Regions from separate parts of the Homo sapiens genome. Here region 2 is linked to region 1. A link is a contact called in ENCODE POLR2A ChIA-PET data. All regions are on one chromosome and are shown on one strand. The core of a region is the stretch at or near the end of the contact, and the rest is flanking DNA. Distances in the headings are between cores, read along the strand shown.

What was found. ChIA-PET counts read pairs that join two places held with the same protein, here RNA polymerase II (POLR2A).
Region 2: POLR2A ChIA-PET joins it to region 1 with 10 read pairs in OCI-LY7. The contact joins the promoter of NIPSNAP3A here to the promoter of C9orf40 in region 1. POLR2A ChIA-PET finds 5 or more read pairs at or near these places in 2 of 52 experiments (BJ and OCI-LY7).

Annotation. Positions count from the first base shown.
Region 1 is chr9:74,951,612-74,954,311 of GRCh38, reverse strand. It overlaps C9orf40 (chromosome 9 open reading frame 40), which reads left to right and starts at 1,400. Exons shown (of 2, transcript NM_017998.3): 1 at 1,400-2,126. The coding sequence starts at 1,701. It overlaps CARNMT1-AS1 (CARNMT1 antisense RNA 1), which reads right to left and starts at 1,347. Exons shown (of 5, transcript NR_121183.1): 1 at 1,195-1,347. RefSeq lists silencers at 1,419-1,628, 1,899-2,108 and an enhancer at 2,439-2,508.
Region 2 is chr9:104,746,273-104,748,972 of GRCh38, reverse strand. NIPSNAP3A (nipsnap homolog 3A) reads right to left here and starts at 1,290. Exons shown (of 6, transcript NM_015469.3): 1 at 1,121-1,290. The coding sequence starts at 1,180. It overlaps LOC107987105 (a long non-coding RNA gene), which reads left to right and starts at 1,334. Exons shown (of 5, transcript XR_007061705.1): 1 at 1,334-1,524. RefSeq lists an enhancer at 727-886 and a silencer at 1,307-1,396.

The DNA.
Region 1 (2,700 bases), core at 151-2,650:
AACTTGTCCTCTCACAACCACCTTGAGATGCAGGGGTACAGGGTAAATTAGTACTGAGATAGTACCTAGCACTAAAATAGAATTATCTTTCTTGCACACTTTTTCTACAGAGGATGATAGTTTTTCCCTTCAAAGCACTGGTAATAGTCTTATTTTCTTCCTTCCATTTCTGCTTACTTGGTTACTGTCTTTATCAAACTATTAAAATAGTAAATACGACCAGATGCGGTGGCTCACACCTATAAACCAAGCACTTTGGGAGGCCCAGACAGGAGATCGCTTGAGCTCAGTGGGGCCCGGCTGCAGTGAGCCGTGATGGCACCACTGCACTCCCGCCTAGGTGGCCGAGAGAGACCCTGTCTCAAACAAAATAAAAAATAAAAATAATAAAATAGTAAATATACTGCAATTGTCTCCACCTCACTTCACCTGACAACACTATTTTGCTGTAATGGCCATAGAATCTTGATCTGACCACCGCCCATAGTAAGCAGGGAACTCAGCCTTCCAACATTAATTAAGAGCCCAACAATTTTAGGTTTCAGTTAGAAAGGACAGCTGCGCTTCAGGCTTGGTTCTTGCCAACTACTCAGCTATTTTGGATGAGCTGCACATTTTGTCTGTAACTTCCTCCATAAGTTTTTAATCAAGAGATCTTCCAGGAATGTAGGGCCTGCTTCACCTTCCACAGCAGCTGCGCAAAACATGCAAAACATACACTTCGATTTGTGTTTTCTGTTAGCTTTAGCTACTTCCCTCAGCCCAGACTCCCTTCAGTCTTTTGTTTTGAATAACAACCTACTGTGAAGCTTCTTAAACACTAGTTTTATTTAAAGCTTGTATTATCCTTTTCCTTTTTTTTTTTTTTTTTTTTGAGACGGCATCTCGCTCTGTTGCCCAGGCTGCAGTGTAGTGGTGCGATCTCTGGCTCACTACAGCCTCCACCTCCCAGGCTCAAGTGAATCTTCCTCCTCAGCCTCCCGAGTAGCTGGGACCACAGGGGCAGGCCAACAAGCCTGGCCTATTTTTGATTTTTTGTAGAGACGAGGTCTTGCTATGTTGCCCAGGATAGTCTGGAACTCTATTATAATCTTTGTCTTAATCTCATGGAGACGCCCCCGTGGTCACTGACTGGAGGAAGGAAATACACATTTTAAAGGTTTTAAATTTCCTATAGAAGGGTCTAGAACGTACCGCGCTATAACGAACATAGTAGTAAGACCACCGCCACACTCCTGAGGAAACAAGGTCACGCCCCTCTGCGGGCCGCTTGATCGGGTCTTTAATTAATCCCGCCGCGGCCTTCCCGCCTACCCCCGAGCGCGCACTTCCGGTCGCGAGGGCGCTCGGGAGCGCGCCCCGCGAGCCTCCACCAACCAGCGGCTCCGCCTGGCCAGACAGAGTGCGCGCGCGCACGTTGTGCGCAGGTTCGAATCTCCGCCGCTTCGCGGTTGCTTCTCAACGTCCGGGCCGCATCTCGGCGGCGGCGAGGGCTGAGCGCGGGAGCTGCCTCCGAGCCGGAGCCCCAGCCCTAGGCCCTGCGCGAGCTGCCCCGCCCTACCCCCTCCAGCGTCCTGTCGCCTCCTCGCCCGACTTCGGCCTGTCCCTCTCTCACGCGCTCAGTCCTCGCTCTTCGCCCCCCGCAGCTATCGGCACTCGGTCTCCCGCGCCTGGCGGGCTCCGCCCGAGCCTCTGGGCCCATGGCCAAGCGGCGTGCGGCCGAGCCGGTGACGTTCCACGTGCCTTGGAAGCGGCTCCTGCTTTGCGACTTCGCTGAGCAGCCGCCGCCACCGCCTCTCTGGATCCGGCCGCCCGGGGTCGCGCATGCTGGGCAGCTCCTCGGCGTCCCAGAGCAGCACCGAAAGCGCAAAATCGACGCAGGGACCATGGCAGAGCCCTCGGCTTCGCCCAGCAAGCGCCGTGACAGCGGGGACAACAGCGCCCCGAGCGGCCAGGAGCGTGAGGACCACGGTCTGGAGACAGGCGATCCGCCGCTGCCGCCGCCGCCCGTACTGCCGGGGCCGGGGGAGGAGCTCCCGGGCGCCCGGCTCCCGGGGGGCGGTGGCGACGACGGGGCGGGGCGCGCAGGACCCCCGCGGGGAGACTGGGGGGTCGCATCGCGCCAGGTAGGGGCTGGGGGCGGGTGGGCTGAGGGGCGAAGGGGCTTGCCTTTTCCCCACACACACAAAACGCCCCGGTTCCCACTCATGACTTGTGTAGGTTAAGACGCCTGAGGGGGTTGAAAGAAGGGGTCACCGCTCCGGGAGAGGACGCCGACCGCCAGAAGCACACCCCGAGAGTCCGATGGGCAGAAAGCACTGGGCTGGGCGAGGGGGAAACAGACCGTGGTCGGGAGCGATAGAAGTGGCCTTGCGGCGTCAGCGCCGCGCTCCGTAAAAGGGAAACGGGACCGTGGGTCGTGGCGGGCTGTGAGCATGGCGAGAACGCAGACCGTCAGGGCATAGGTTCAGCCCAAAGACAAACGACAGATAAAGGTGTAGAGGGCCTTCCTGGGTTTAACGATGATTAGTCTAGAATTCGGGATAGAGTTCTTTTTCTAGAGGGAGACCAGTGTGGTAGCCATTGATTAATTGAACGTCCTACCGGCTGGTACAGCTTCTGGAGAAAAGGATGGACCACCGTACCTTGGTCAAAGCTTTGTTTTAACTCATAGTGTTAAATCTGATCCTAGGCAAAAGT
Region 2 (2,700 bases), core at 41-2,540, about 30 Mb before region 1:
GGGAGCCGGATGGGAGTTAAGAATTTTGTTGCAGGGATGACTTTTAGCTGCTAGGGCAGAAATCATGAGTCGTCCATCCTCCCTTATCTCCAAGTTAGGGATCATTCCCACCAGCAACGACCTCCACTTCACTTAAAAGAGAACAACTGATGGACATTTCTAAAAACTTAAAGTTTGGAATCATGCCATAAGGACGTCATTCCTGGCCCTGCCCCACTGGAGAATCATTAGGGTAAAAACTGCATTGTTAACCCGGGGTGAATGGACATGAGCTGCTCTTCTTTAGTGCTCCTCAGTCTGTCTCTAGGACAGGTTAATCCCCTTCCCATCCTGCCCCTTCAGAAAGGAGTAAAGTCCTAAACATCAAAAGGAAAAGAAATTTCTAGGTTGAAGCCACAGAATAGGCCACTCCCGAAAGTTAGGGCAGAATCACAAGCTCCATTTTGTCCATTTCTCATCTAAGGTTAAAAGAGTCTGTCTGTCATCGTCCGGTTTGATAGGAGGCTCCGGTCCCGCCTGGTTGGGGGAGCGACCACACGAAGCGCGGGTGGCGGGCAGGGTCCAGCCCCACCGGGACCCTGGGCCTCCTCTTCAAGGGTCTCCGCGAAATGCTCGGAAGTTGTGTGCTTCATTTAAAAGGGGGAGGCCGGTTCCGTGGCAAGCGGCTGGTTGACAATTCCCTCCTTCAACCTGATGTCTAGAGAGGGCGGTGGCTTGGAAAGCTACGACTCCACCCGCGGCTCCACAGCGCCAGGTGACAACATGGGAGCGCTCGCTGGGCCGCAGCCGCGACATAGCTGGGCAGCAAAAACGAAACAGCCGGCGCCATGGGAGTGTCCCGGTGGGTGTGGCATCCAGGCTAGAAAAGCCTTCTGACCACCACTGCCCGCGAGACGACCCCGGCTGGGGGTATTCCCCTAGCAGCGGCCTCCTCCTCACGCGCGTTCCGGGTACCCCTGTCTTGGGGTTCCGGGGCTCACGCTAGAACCTCACCGGGGCCCCAGGTCTGGGCGCGCGTGGCGGAGAGCGCATGCGCATTGCTCGCACGTACCCGGAACACTCCCCGCCCCGCCCCTCCCCTCCCGTCGGGTGAAGGCTTGGGTACCCCCGTGGCCGGTACCTGAGGCGCCAGCGTCCGTGAGGCCAGCGCCCGAGTCAGGGCGCTTCTGAGGACGAGCATGGCGCGGCTTCGGCGCTGAGAAAAGCAGCCAGCCGTGTCCTTTCTGAGACTCCTCTGAAGGTTTCCCGAGTGGAAAGGAGCGGCTCCTGGATCATTGGCAGACGCAGGCTGGGGCGGGGCTCGGCGGGGTCAGCTCCACCCCGGCGCGGGAGGCGCGGCGGGTCCCGTAGCTTGGTGTCTTTCTCTGCTGTGCTGAGCGTTGGTTCCCCCTTGGTTTCCTGAAACGTTCTTACCCCAAACGTTAGAGGTGACGTTAGGATTAACTGAAGGCTCGGATCGTTCCTGCTTCAACTTTCTGGGCCCTCACTCACCTCATTCGCTCCAGTGCTCAGTTGTGTAGATTGGTAAATGTGCAGGGGTTGTGGGTGTGTTGACCATGGGGAAAGAAGGAGAGGTGTTGAGTGCGTGCATGTGCAGTGCTTTGTATTTAAAATCGTGGAGGTTTTTTCCGAGTTAAGTTTTAGATGTTGTGATAGACGTGTATTTGAGCCTGACCTCTCTGCAATGAATGTGTTCTCCATCTTAGAAGGCTCCTAATTAAGATTTAGATTAAATTTTCCACGAGCTCAGAGAAATGGCAGCATCGAGCCTGAAATGAAAAAGTCAAAGTTAAACATACCCTGGTCTAGTCCTCCCAGTCCGGGAGTGTTGGTTCCCAGAGTAACCACCTTCAACATTTCAAGCTGTTTCATTTAATGCTTGTTTCTGTATTTTTAAGTAAGTAGTGTTTTCTGCTGTTTATTGCATTTTCAGTTATGGATAGTATGTGTTGACTTCCTTCTGTGGCAGATGAGGATTTATGTCTCATAGATGCCACTGCCCCCAAATTCACTTGTCTTCCTGCATCTAATAATGCTTATGTTAATTTACAGTAATTAATTACACTATTAATTTACAGTAATCTATATTAATGTTTACATTATTCTTGCTAATAATTACATTATTGTAAACATTAATGTAATATTGCTTACATCATGAGGACTAGGGAGGGATTGCAGGGCCATGACCTGGGTTGTATTGGTTGTGCCTTGTGGAAGAGCTTTGGAATTGTCTGTTCAAAGGAAGGGAGACTTTTTAAAATTAGTTATTTCGGAAGGGTTGCCTCAGTTTTTCTAGAAGAGAGACATCTATTTGTAACCATGCAAGACTAAAAAAATCATTTGTATCAGGACTGGATCTATATGAGTAAATTATTTTCTTAGACCTTTTTTTTTAAACCCTGTAATTGCCAATCCATTTACTTATTCAACAGATATTTACTAAATTCCTTCCATGTTCCAGGCACTTTTCCAGAAACTGGGGTACAGAATTGAGCAAAATTCAAAGTCCCGTCCTCTTGGAACATCCAGGATGGAGGAAACAGATAAAAAAAGGAAGAGTAAATATATCAGGGATTGTCAAATAATATAAAGAAAAATAAAGTAAGATACGAATAAAGGTGCTAGTGGAATTCTAAAAGTGGTCAGGATTCTAGCTATTGACTTGGATATTTAGGATTTAGGTTTCTTCATACCACTCCC